2 separate regions of the Homo sapiens genome follow, and region 1 is linked to region 2. The links are chromatin loops, found by intact Hi-C in ENCODE. Cell type or tissue: GM12878. All regions are shown on one strand. Each heading gives the region's core, and the rest is flanking DNA. Links, peaks and the distances in the headings are about the cores only. Region 1 has its middle 120 kb from the start of RPS6KA2. Region 2 overlaps RPS6KA2 (ribosomal protein S6 kinase A2).

Region 1 (6,733 bases), core at 1,705-4,204, 300 kb before region 2:
TAAATAAACCCCAGTTGTGTAGGTAAACACATCTCTTTCTGTTCCGAGCCCTGTAAGAAACATCTCCTGCTGGTTCTCCTGGAGAGTTCACCGTATAAAGGAGTGAACACCCTGAACAGAATGCATCTAGGAGGCCCAATGCATCTCTTCATAAGGTTTTTGCCATGCCCGGGGTTGTAGGCTGGGGCGGTAAGGCTAAAACGGAAAGCAGAGAAAGCACTCCTACTGGGAATCCACACTGCAGAGACCAGCAAGCTGCCCTTGGAAGATCTGCCTTTACCCCAGGGGCCATCTGAGGCCACCTAGAAGTATGCGTGGATGCAAACCTCCAAGCCACCCTTCACGGCTTTGGCTGAGGAATCATACATTTGTTGGAATTCAGTGGCCCTGGGTCTGGGCTCCTTGACAAGCACAGGATTATAGATTTTCTGTGTTCCAGGTTACGAGGAGGGGCTCGTGGAATCTGGAAGCTGGAAGGGGTCATTGAAATCACAGAGCCCAACCCCTTCATTGCACACATGAGGAGGCTGAGGCCGAGAGTTGAGATTCCTGACCCAAGTTCACCCTGTGACGAGTGAGCGACAGGGCAGGGCCTGAACCCGCCGCCCTGGGCACCCATCTCAGAGCCCTTCCCTGAGACCACAATGGTCAAACATGGCATTGGGAGGGTGCAGCACACCAGCCTGAGGACTGGGAAAGGGACCTCTACCTGTCTACACTAACCAGGCCTTGTCATTTTCCGCATCTGATGCTTTGACATTGGTGGGGAGCAGGGGGAGGCTTGCTGGCCCTGGAGAGGCTGCTCCCCCAGGGTTTCTAATTCCCAGACACAGCAGGCAACTCACCCAGGAGTGCACTTTTCAAATGCAAACCAGAGCCCACCCCCACCACCTCCTTTATGGACTCTCACGCTCTGGGCCACATCCTCCTGCCCTAATCCTCCCAGGGCCCAGTACCAGCCAGCGAGGGCAACCCCCTGTGCAGCAGGGCCCACGGGAACTGCCCTTACCAACCAGTCCCATGCAGGCTCACCCTGGCTCACCTGTTCCTTCCCTGGAAGCCACGTGAAAGGCCCCTGCCCACACGTTCCTGCACCCCTCTGCCTCCAGACAGGCTCAGTGCATCCCTGAGTGGTCCCCAGGGCTTGGCCCCCTCTCTTGGGATCTGTGAGTAACAAACTCTCTTTTCGCTGACAGTTGTCTCCTGACCTGTTGCCCTGCCACACCTGAATAATAATAGAGCCTAAGTTTTAAAACACTGTCAGTTGTTTTTAAAACTGGTAGCTTTTGTGTATTCAAGATTCTTCCAACATACATGATGTGGGAAATGCAAAAATAGGTGAGAATTGTGCCTGAGAAACCGTTCCAGGCACTGAGGCGGTCCTAGGCAGTCATCACTGCATGCACCTCGGGCCTCAGGGAGACTGAGGTCTTGTGTGGCTGGGGCTCGGGGCTGGATTCTCACGGGAAGACGGACGGCACAGGAGAGCATTACAGATCAAGTTCAAGCATGGCCAAAGGCACTTTCCAGAATTTGGGTTCCTCATCATGCTTGTGTTGGGTTAGTACGTTTCTGACAGTCGTCTCTCTTGAAATTTCGGGAAAGTGGGCATCTTCTTGTAGAGGATCCCAGAGCTCTTGATCTGTTTTCTTCATTATTAACCGTGATAGCTCATGGGCAACGCAGCTCAGTGTATTTTCCCAGTTTCATGGTTGCTAATGACTGTTTAACAACCACAATAAGTGTGGTAATAAGGGCTTTATTATAATAACACCACACATTAACACAATCTAAATAACAGTCAAGATGTGTTTGTAGGGAGGTGACAAACTTTCATAATAACAACAGTTAACTTTATGTCCCTGTGGATGAATTTTTAAACTGCTGTGTGATTTTATTATCAAACACATCCGAGTTGCTGTGTGTGTTTGTTTTTGCAATATGATGTCATAGTATTAATAGATAGCTGTGGAAGAACATGTAGAAAGGTCAACACAGTGATTTTTATATAAATATAGGACATTTTGTGTTCATAAGACAAGAAAAAAATTCCAACAGCATTACACATGTTTTAAAGTATATTATTGATTCTTTACAGAGGTTAATTTTCTGAAGTTATAACTAAAATTTTATTTTTAAGGAGTTTAGTGAAGAATGGACAGAGAAAGTCAGTTGAGTGCTGCTGTATAAGCAGAGGTGGCGTCTCCTTGTTCAGCCTGAGGGGGACTGTTCTTCCCTTGCGTAGATTCTTCTTTACTGGGTGCTCCGGTTATACCAGCTGGGGACTGGGGTGAAACCATGAACAAGATAGATGGAGCCCTACATCTGGCTTAAGTCTGGCAGGACAGCCAGCCCCTTTGCTCTAGGTAAACCACACACTTCCTACAGAAACAGGGTCACCAGCAAAGAGGAGTTTGTTTTTAATGCCCCATAAAGGGAGTGGTATCTTGTTTCTGCCCTCTGCAGTGACTAAACCCACAGAATAAATTGCTTATAGTCGGTAGGAATGGGCCCTGCGTTTCACAGCAAATAAATCCAGGTGCAGAGTTAGGGGACAAAAATATTTACCTACTCAGCAGAGTATACAAGGCTTAACACAGTGGTTAGGGAGTGGGCCACCATTACCCCAAGAGTATCCATCTACTTGATGCAGATTTTACCAAGAAACCAGCAACAACAAGCACAAAACTATGGGGAGAGTCAGGGGGAGAGGCTAACAACCACATAAAATGGTGTGGGGACCGCAGGTGGGAGAACCAGGTTGTGATCCGTGCTTTTCCTTGGGAGAAATCAATTAACTCTGTTAGTCTCAGTCTTTCTTTCTTTTAAAATACAAGGGTTTGAGTAAATGATCTCTAACACCAAGAATCATCCTTTTCTATAATAACCTTAATCATCATTATGGGTCTATCATCTCTGAATTAAATTAAATATTTAATAACCCATTAATGTTCTTAGCTAATGTCAGCTTTTGAAGTGACTGTATTCCTATATTTTTACTAATTATAAAATAAGATTTTGAAAAATCTCTCTCTGCCTTTCTGTCTCTTAAGGTTTCTCTTTCCATTCATTCTAAATTGCCTCTCTAGACTTCAGTGTGTCCGCTCGCTGTTGAATGTGAAGCTGAGGTTGGTAAAGGATGTGTACTCTGGTCTTGCTCTGCGGTGACTGTGGACGCGCTTCACAGCCCTACGTTTCAGAGGCTGTTCACTCTGTGTGATGTCTTCATCATACTCACAGAGGACCTGGGTTGTGGCTATACCGCCCATTGGCTAGGCCGGCCCATCTGGAAGATCACAGGTTATTAATGACTAAAATAGTTAGAAACGATGTCTTTATTTAAAATAATAAGCATTGATTTTATCTAATTTCTAACAAATGCACATGAGACATTGAATACCCAGGTACAAATGGACCTGGTGTCGCCTTTGAGGTCTCAGGTACTCCTTGGCTGGCCTGTGCTGGCCCCTTTGTCTTCTGGGGCCCCTTTCTCCAAGGAGTCTGGCTTCTGTGCTCCACGGAGTCTGGCCTCTGTGCTCCATGGAGTCTGGCCTCTGTGTTCCACAGCGTCTGGCTTCTGTGCTCCACGGAGTCTGGCCTCTGTGCTCCATGCTGTCCTTGGTCCACAGGGCCTGACCTTGAATCGTCATGAAGACATGTTCTGCTCATTCTGTAGATTTCCTAGAGTCTGTGCCACTGTTTGGCTTTGCATAGAATCCCCAAATCGGCTGACTATTGGACTTCACTAGGATGCGAATGGTGCAAAGTTTGATCCAACTGGCTGTGGTGGAAAATGGAAACTTGTGGGGCTTCGAGCAGAAAATTTGGGAATACCTTGATTCCAAGCTCAGACACTTAGACCCCTCTTTCCACGGCTCCAGTGGCGGCCCAGCCGTTCCAGACACCTAGGCCAGCAGAGAAGCCAAGCCTCAAGCCCCTGTCGCCATCTGTTATCTGCCTTGGGCTGGCCGGCCTGCACCTCCTCCACGCCCTGCGGTGCAGCTTTGCCTCCCCTGAGGGGTTACAGGCTCTGCTCAGCTGCCTCCTGCTGCAGAGCAGACCACAGCCCAGCTGGCTGACTCAGGGCCAACTCAGGGGAAGCCCTCCTGTGACTGTGCGTTTGACGGGACCCTGGCAGCTGCCGTCCCTGGAACTCATCTGAATTCCTGTGTAATCTCTGCCCCTTCCTGAACGCACCTGGCCAGAGGGCGCTGGTCTTGCCTCCACCTTGGGAAGAACAAGCAGGCGGCTTGGAAGCAGGCTTTTTGAGGTTTCAGGGAGGAGCACGGGGCTGGCAAAACTTCCGGCTGACTTGGGGAAGTAATGCTGTAAGATCTTACTGCTCCGCTATTTCACCGCTGAACCTGGAGGCCTGCCGTCACCTGCAGCTCGGGGGCACTGCGTGAGGGTTATAAACTTTGTGAGGTGCTGAGTTAGGGGATGCAGAGGCCAGCTTCGGTCACAAAAGCACACTTCACACTTTCTAGAGTGTCAGCAGCCTCACCTCTGTTTAGGCAAATAGAATTTGTCCCCTCAGAGAGTTGTGCTTTTCCTCCTGAATATGATCACAGTCTACGCAGCAAGAGGGATGTCTTAGCCCTTGGCCAGTTTCTAAATGATTCCAAGGAGCAGAGCTTGGATTTACAGAATTTCCCATTTCCATTGCTTTAGACCAATTCTCAGCTAGAGTTCCTGACCTCCTCAGTATGATCCTTGTCACTCTTCTCTTTCTGGTGCATGAGGGCTGGAGACTTCCGTGGCAATGTCCCAGACCAATGACACCCATCTGTGCTGCGTGCCTGGCATGTTCTAGGCACAAGGGATGCTCAAGGAGCTCGGGCTCGGGTGGCACCTGCGGTCCTCAGCCACAGTAGAAGGGAAGACAGCACAGATGCAGAAACCCCCGTTGTGACAGAGTCAGAAGAGGCACGGAGGGCAGTTCCTGGGCCAGCAAGCGCAGAGCCTGGGCATGTAGGAAGCAGCCAGGGATGTCTGGGGATTGACAAGTACAGGCCCCGGAAAGGCGTGTGTCTGAGGAGGAGGAGGGTCAAGAGGGGCTGAGGGAGACTGTGTGGGAGGAGTGTGTCACAGATGTGCGTGCACTGCGTGGGGTGACTCGGGGCCTCCAAGGCTGGTGAGAACTCAGGGAATCCCAGGGACCTCTAGGGTTGGGGTGGGGCCCTGGGCTGGTGAGCACCCCCCCAGGGGAGAAGCTGAGGACACAGGAGGGGAGCACGCCCGATGTCTCTGCAGCACTGCAGGGCACGCTAATCCTGTATGGCTCACAGAACTAACAAAACCTAGGCGGATGGAACCGCCCTTCACAGTAGCACAGAGTGGGGCTCCAGGAAGCCAACTTCTCTCCGGCATGGGCACCTCAGGGGCACTTGGTGCGGCCCCTGCCTTCTCCCAGGAAGGCCCCCTCCTCCCTGCCCCTCCCCGCTGACTCAAGCCGGGCTGGACTCAGAAGGGACATGCCAGCTCTGCTTCCGATGCTGACTGTGTGGCCACCTCCACCGCCCTCTCTGTTTTCCTCACTCAGTATCCCCCTTCCCCTTGCCCAGCCTCCTGCCTTAGTCTGTGTGGTGGAAAGGGGGAAGGAAGCTTTGGGAGGAGGAGGAGGAGGAGAGGCCAGGCTCCCGCTGCAGCTCCCAGCCAGGCAGTGCAGACATTAAGGAGGATGGAGATGGGGACCTGAGGAAATGGGGGCCTGAGGAGATGGGGGCCTGAGGAAGAGGGGCCCAAGGGGATGGGGGGCCTGAGGAGGTGGGGGCCTGAGGAAATGGGGGACCGAGGAGATGGGGGCCTGAGGAGGTGGGGGCTCAAGGGGATGGGGGCCTGAGGAGGTGGGGGTCTGAGGAAATGGGGGCCCGAGGAGATGGGGGCCTGAGGAGGTGGGGGCCTGAGGAAATGGGGGCCCGAGGAGATGGGGGCCTGAGGAAATGGGGGCCCGAGAAGATGGGGGCCTGAGGAAATGGGGGCCCGAGAAGATGGGGGCCCGAGAAGATGGGGGCCTGAGGAGGTGGGGGCCTGAGGAGATGGGGGCCTGAGGAGGTGGGGGCCTGAGGAGGTGGGGGCCTGAGGAAATGGGGGCCCGAGAAGATGGGGGCCTGAGGAAATGGGGGCCCGAGAAGATGGGGGCCCGAGAAGATGGGGGCCTGAGGAGATGGGGGCCTGAGGAGATGGGGGCCTGAGGAGGTGGGGGCCTGAGGAGATGGGGGCCTGAGGAAATGGGGGCCTGAGGAGGTGGGGGCCTGAGGAGGTGGGGGCCTGAGGAAATGGGGGACCGAGGAGATGGGGGCCTGAGGAAATGGGGGCCCGAGAAGATGGGGGCCCGAGAAGATGGGGGCCTGAGGAGGTGGGGGCCTGAGGAGATGGGGGCCTGAGGAGGTGGGGGCCTGAGGAGGTGGGGGCCTGAGGAAATGGGGGACCGAGGAGATGGGGGCCTGAGGAGGTGGGGGCCTGAGGAAATGGGGGCCCAAGGGGATGGGGGCCCGAGGAGATGGGGGCCTGAGGAGGTGGGGGCCTGAGGAAATGGGGGACCGAGGAGATGGGGGCCTGAGGAGATGGGGGCCTGAGGAAATGGGGGCCCAAGGGGATGGGGGCCCGAGGAGATGGGGGCCTGAGGAGGTGGGGGCCTGAGGAAATGGGGGACCGAGGAGATGGGGGCCTGAGAGATGGGGGCCTGAGGAAATGGGGGCCCAAGGGGATGGGGGCCCGAGGAGATGGGGGC
Region 2 (6,733 bases), core at 1,978-4,477:
ACCTTTCTATAATACATCGTTATTATATATGCCATAGTATCTATCATACTACACATAATATATTTTATGCCATCTATATTTCAGAGTATTTAGAAATCCCTTGTAATCCACAAGGCCAATGCAGTCTGTGATAAGAACATCCTTCCCTCCCCACAGCAGGTTTCTCTGTCCCCAGTGTTCTGTGGCAATGTCTGTGCATCCTCAGTGCCCTGTCTTGCTTTCCTTGTATTAATAGACGCTGTACCGGAAGGAGATCAAGCCACCGTTCAAACCAGCAGTGGGCAGGCCTGAGGACACCTTCCACTTTGACCCCGAGTTCACAGCGCGGACGCCCACAGGTGTGTGCCACAGTGGTTCCCTCTATCGGTGGCTTCTCCCACCTGACCCCTTAGAGACAGATATCTAGGAACAAGAAATTCCCATGCCTCAGAATTCTTTTCATGGAAAATAACTGTCCATTCTGTTTGGGTTTTTTGTTGTTGTTTTCTCTGCTCAGTGATAAAGGTTTAAGTGATAGCCCCAGTTCTCTGTTGTTCCCTATATAACCTCCACCTTGGAAATGATGAAGGTATCCTTATTCCAAGACACCGGTCCAGTTACTTCCTGTGTCAGAGAGACACACAGCAAGAGCAAGAAAAGAAACTGGAGGCAATTAAAATCCCTCTTTCAATTAAAGTGCATTTACGGAGAGGGAAGGCTGTCAGTTATGTCTATAGATTTATGAGCTATAGATATTATTCATGCAAAAAACAGAAACCCATTTGAAAAGTAGTATCGGCTACTAAATAGCACAGCAATTGGATGCATAGATTTGGTCTCCTGGTGTGTCTGAAATTACTCTTGGGGTCTAGCAAATTTCATCAGAACTGGTCAGCTCCCTTTAAAAGTTATCTTTTTGGGATATTAATGAATTAAAGTCTGCTTTTTTATATATGGTAATTATCCTGGTCTGATAGGGCTATCATAACAAAATACTACAGACTGTGTGGTTTAAACAACAGTCATTTATTTTCTCACAGTCTGGAGGCTGGAAGTCCAAGTTCAAGGTACTGACAGGGTTGGTTCCTGGTGAGAGCTCTCGCCTTGACTTGCAGACAGCTGTGTTCTTGCTGTGTCCCCACGTGGCCTTTCTTCTGTGTGTGCAAAGACAGCAAGATGGAGCTCTGGTGTCTCTCTGTCTTCTTATAAGGACACTAGTCCTCTTGGATTAGGGCCCCACACTTTTATCCTCACTTAACTTCAGTTATTCTCTTAAAGGCCTGTATTAGTCTGTTTTCACACTGCTGATAAAGACATACCTGAGACTGGGCAATTTTTCAAAAGAAAGAAGTTTAGTGAATTTACAGTTCCACATGGCTGAGGAAGCCTCACAATCGTGGCAGAAGGCAAGTAGAAGCAAGCCCCATCTTACGTGGATGGCAACAAAGAGAGAGCTTGTGCAGGGAAACTCCCCTTTTTAAAACTCTCAGATCTCATGAGACTCATTGACCATCATGAGAACAGCACAGGAAAGACCCACCCCCATAATTCAGTCATCTCCCACCAGGTCCCTCCTACAACACATGGGAATTATGAGGGCTCCAAGATGAGATTTGGGTAGGGACACAGAGCCTGAGATTTGGGTGGGGACACAAAGCTGAACCATATCAAGGCCCTGTCTCCAAATACAGTTACACTTGGGGGTAGGGCCTTAACATTTGAATTTGGGAAGGACATAATTCAGTCCACAACACTAACAGTATGCTGGTTATGTACAAAACCATCCACAAGCTCCTTCTGTAGACATAAGTGGGACAAGTCCAGGGAGCTGGTGGTTGGCCAGGCTGCATCTTGGATCTACGGGGATTCACTGTATTTTTTCTCGCTGCTTTTGAATCTGAAATTTTCTTATTTTTTAAAAGATAATCGGGAAACAAATATATGGTCAACCACAAAATGTCAGGTAGATGAAGTTAGAGAATCCACTTTGTTCCTCCAGATTCAGCTGTTGGTGAAATCCCTGTTTCCCATATACCCAGATGAACACATTGAGGAGGGTGTGAGCGTGTGCAGATAGGGAGGGTTGCGGGGCTTTTAGCGGGACTTTTGATGGGCCTAGGCCAGCTCCTGACCCAGGCCACATTGGTACCAAGAACAGGAAGAAAGCTGATTCCGGGCACTGTAAACCAGGGAGTCATGCCACCGGCTGCTCAGTTACTTCTTTTGGGTCATCCTGCAGTCCCCAGGTAGAATTAAAACTATCATTATAGCTTTGGTTCATCACTGATTCATGATGTAATGAGGCTGCCTTGGAGAACACTTCTGGGTCTGCTCTCTCCGGTAAGTGACTGTGGGATTTTCACCTCACCCCATTCTCAGCTTCCTTAGAAAGTATTTGTGTGTTGGGGTTGGTCCTTCCCATTGACAAACTTAACCCAATTCACAGAACAGGATTACTTTTCAGTTTCTGAGTTTGAAAAGATGGGGCAGGATTTGGGGATTCCCTCCTGCCCCTGCCCACAGGTCACCCAAGCAAGTCATGATATTTCTCCACCTATTGTTGGCCTGAATGTAAAAGGAGCTCAGAGGCAATTAGGTCTGACCACGAGATCGTTGTCCCTAAGTCCACAAGGACCATAAGGTCCCTAACAGAACGTGCACACATCCTCGTGAGGTGCCAACATGTGGGGCTGTGTGTTTAAAATGTGGAAAGAAAGTCTATGTTTGTGCTGCTTGGTAAGAAAATGTTAATACAGTCAACTCTAATATTCATATGGACATGCCTTTTATCTTATCTGTGAAGAATTTAAACCCCAACCTAGTTGGCCAGTGGAACCGGAAGCTTTTTTTGAGCTTCTAGAGAATTCCATTGTATTTTAATAATAGCCTAAGGAAAACATAATTAGACACAATGCACTCCAGTGCTATTCAGAATTGCCTTTTTTATTCCTTAGTGTTTCCAGTTCTCCAATCAGTTTCAGTTAATTTATCACACCACTGTTTGCCTTTGAGGTAGGTAGTAATTGAAGTGCTAAAGACACATTAAACTCATTCTGATTTGTACAGGAGAGTAGGATTTTCTAAGCATGTGAGCTGAGCACATGGCTGGGTGAATGAGCAGCTGTAGAAATGTGACTCTGAAGCAATGGATAAGCTACAAATCCTCTATGTTAGATCCTGGACTCACAGTGGGAATTTCTTACAGTTAGGCTTTCAGTCTTTTCTGAAACTTCAGCCAGCGCTCAAGCTGGTTTCTATTCCCTGATCACACCTTGGCTGCCCCCTAGAGCATGCTGCTTAGCCCGAGATGCCAATCTAAGATTTTAAACCGATCAGGCAGACTCCACAAATCAGGAAATACCCACAGGACCATGAGAGGTTGTTTGTAATTACTGTAGTTCTACATCTCCTTTTATCTGACTCACAATTTTGCTCTTCTTAAATACTGTGCTGAAAATCGGCATCCCTCAGGTGATTATAAAGTGCTTTAAATTCTATTTAGGCCACCTGTCATTTCCTTACTAGCTAGCCACACCGACCAAATGTCAGCCTCTTAACTTTTGGTGAAGATCCACTTGGCCTTCGGTAAATTGCTGTTACTTTTACCCTTTCCGCAGGCTCTCCTTGGTCTGTGTGAGGAGAGGCATGGGTTCTCTGGCCACGGAAGGTTGTGGCTGTGTCTTCCGTGCCTCTTGGTTGGTTAGAAGACATTGCTTATTGGAATTACAGATTTTCCATTCACCAATGAAACTGTGTCTGTCAAGTTAACATGGCCTGTGCCCCCACCCCCGCACACACTCCTCCACAGGCTGTAAATTGGACTCCCAATCCTTGCTCAGCACTTCACACTCGTGTGGCTCTGCGGATTCCCCAGAATAAGCTCAAGCTCTGAGTCTAAATCCCTAAGGGAAGACATCAAAGTGCCTCCAGGTTTGAAGATTTCTTAAACCATGATGTAGCCATGTGTGTTTCATTTTTCCGGGGGAGAATCTGCGGCCCGTGGTAGCTCAGGGGATCTTTGGGAGGAGGCAGACCTCAAAGCCAGACTTTGTGCAGAGAGCAAACCGGGTGTAGCAGGAGCGCCTCCTCCTCGAGCGGCTCCGTGTGCCGCGAAGCAGAGCCGCTCAGAAAGCCCCGAGCTTCTCTGCCGGGTCGCGCTGCAGAATTTCAGTTTCTAAAAACCACTCAGGGTACCTTCGGTTTTTTAACGACGCTTCGCTAGTCTGGAGCGTTGGAAGTTTATTTCCAAACACAGCCGACTCTGGTCACATTAGTCCAGGGGTCGCGTGGGCATCTACCTGGGGTGACTGTGAAGGCCCCTTTTTTGGCCCCTTTGAGGGCCGACACCTGGCTCTAGCTGCCTCTTGGTTCAGGACACTGAAGATGAGCCCGGGTCCATGACGCTTCCTACCCCAGGAAGAGCACCAGTGGGACGCTGCGTCGTCCATCTGCCCACGGCCTGGCCCCCGCTTGCACCAGAGGCCCACGCGGCGTGGGGCCCGGCTCCTGGGCTTCGGAGCGGCTGCCCTCATAACCGTTGTCCCCAAAATATGATGCTAAGAAACAAAACACGTGTTCTCTGCAGCTGCCTCCCACCCCCACACACCTGCCGCACCGTGTGGAGATAAAACTGAGAACTAGGTGCACTTTCTTCCTTTCAAAGTACAGCACCTAAACAGACGAGGGGGGGAAGAAGTGCTGAGAGACAAAGGCCTGCGGGTAGAGAATTCTCGAATATACAAATATGCACACAACTATACATACAGGGAGTCTTAAAAGATATATAAATAAGAATGTTTAAATTTGTACATATGTGTGTTTTCAGGAAAAATTACGTATTATATTTTCATATATTATAAATTTACATATTATATAATGTATTATAGTATTCTATTTTAGTGTAATATATATTCTATTTTAATATATTAATCTATTATCCTATTCTGTTTTTAAATATATTAAAATATATTTAATTTTTTAAGTAATGTCTGGGTTCTTCATATTGTTCAACAGCTTTTTGCTTTTTTGATTTGACAAACGATTAGGAAGCCACGTCTCTGTCAGTCCATGCAACTGTGGCTCCTTCTGATGGCCCTGGTCTCGCTGGCAGGACTCACACTGCAATCATTACAAAGCATCCTGATACAGATGGGCCACTGTTGACCATGACCATGATTGTCTTAGTGAGGAGTATTTAGTGTCTCCTTTTTCTTTTCTGTAACACATATCACTGAAACAGACTTTTTCTACATTTATGTCTAAGTACTTTGGGATTTTTTCGTTTGCTTGTTTTTTTGTTTTGTTTTGTTTGAGACAGAGTCTCGCTCTGTCACCCAGGCTAGAGTGCAGTGGTGCGATCTTGGCTCACTGCAACCTCCACCTCCCAGGTTCAAGCGATTCTCCTGCCTCAGCCTCCTGAGTAGCTGGGATTACAGGCGTGCGCCACCCCGCCTGGCTAATTTTTGTATTTTTAATAGAGACAGGGCTTCACCATGTTGGTTAGGCTGGTCGTGAACTCCTGACCTCGTGATCTGCCCACCTCAGCCTCCCAAAGTGCTGAGATTACAGGTGTGATCCACCGCGCCCAGCCTGTTTTATTTTTTATTTCTGTAAATTTCAGAGGTACAGATGTAGTTTTGTTCATGGGTAGAGTACATAGTGGTGAGGGCTGGTCTTTTAGTGTAACCATCACCTGAGGAGTGTTCATTTTACCCATTAAGTAATTTCTCATCCCTCACCTTCTCCCACCCTTCCACGTCTCCATTCTCTATCCCACCACACTCGACATCCACATGCAGACATTATTTAGCAATTTAGCACCCACTTATGAGTGAGAACATGCGATGTTTGACTTTCCACGTGTGAGTTGTTTCACTTAAAATAATGGCCTTCTTTTCCATCCATGTTGCTGCAAAAGACATGATTTCATTCTTTTTTATGACTAAATAGTATTCCATTGCGTATATGTACCACATTTTGTTTACCCAATCACCTGTTGATGGACACTTAGGTTGATTCCATGACTTTGCAATTGTGAATAGTGCTGCAGTAAGCTTCCAAGTGCGGGTATCTTTTTGAGACAACGATTTCTTTTCCTTTGGGCAATGCCCAGCAGTGGGATTGCTGCATCGAATATAGTTCCATTTAGTTCTTTGAGAAATTTCCGTACTGTTTTTCATGGAGGTTGTACTAATTTACATTCCCACCACCTTTCTCCACATCCTCACCAACATCTGTTATTTTTTTGACTTTTTAGTAATAGCCATTCTGACTGATGTAAGGTGATATCTCATTGTGGTTTTCATTTGTATTTATCTGATGATTAGCGATCTTGAGCATTTTTTATATGCTGTTTGGCCATCTGTATGTCTTCTTTTGAAAAATGTCTACTTATGTCCTCTGGTCAATTTTTAATGGGGTTATTTGTTTTGTTGTTGTTGTTGAGTTGTTCGAGTTCCTTGTAAATTCTAGATATTACTCCCCTGTCAGTTGCATAGTTTGCAAATATGTTCTCCCATTCTGCAGGTTGTCTGTTCATTCTGTTGATGATTTCTTATGCTGGTCTTAAAGCCTTTTTGTGTGTGTGTGTGTGTGTGTGTGTGTGTGTGTGATGGAGTCTCACTCTGTCGCCCAGGCTGGAGTGCAGTGACGCCATCTTGGCTCACTGCAACCTCCGCCTCCCGGGTTCATGCAATTCTCCTGCCTCAGCCTCCCAAGCAGCTGGGATTACAGGCGTACACCACCACACCTGGCT

The links. Peaks named below come from ENCODE experiments on the same cell type or tissue, not always from the same donor. Only the 100,000 strongest peaks of a DNase experiment are listed, where the experiment ranks them.
Region 1: it touches region 2 in a loop (2.9-fold over the local background); 2 of 110 quality-filtered maps call a loop at or near these places.

Annotation. Positions count from the first base shown.
Region 1 is chr6:166,748,744-166,755,476 of GRCh38, reverse strand. It overlaps a transcript of RPS6KA2 not described here. Among named protein-coding and RNA genes, the nearest start is that of RPS6KA2, 120 kb to the right of the region's middle. In GM12878, for the core only: no CTCF peak of the experiment used is centred there; a DNase peak (open chromatin) is centred at 3,186.
Region 2 is chr6:166,453,054-166,459,786 of GRCh38, reverse strand. RPS6KA2 (ribosomal protein S6 kinase A2) reads left to right here. Exons shown (of 21, transcript NM_021135.6): 12 at 236-338. Among named protein-coding and RNA genes, the nearest start is that of RPS6KA2-IT1, 9.0 kb to the left of the region's middle. In GM12878, for the core only: a CTCF peak has its summit at 3,255 (motif pointing left); a DNase peak (open chromatin) is centred at 3,226.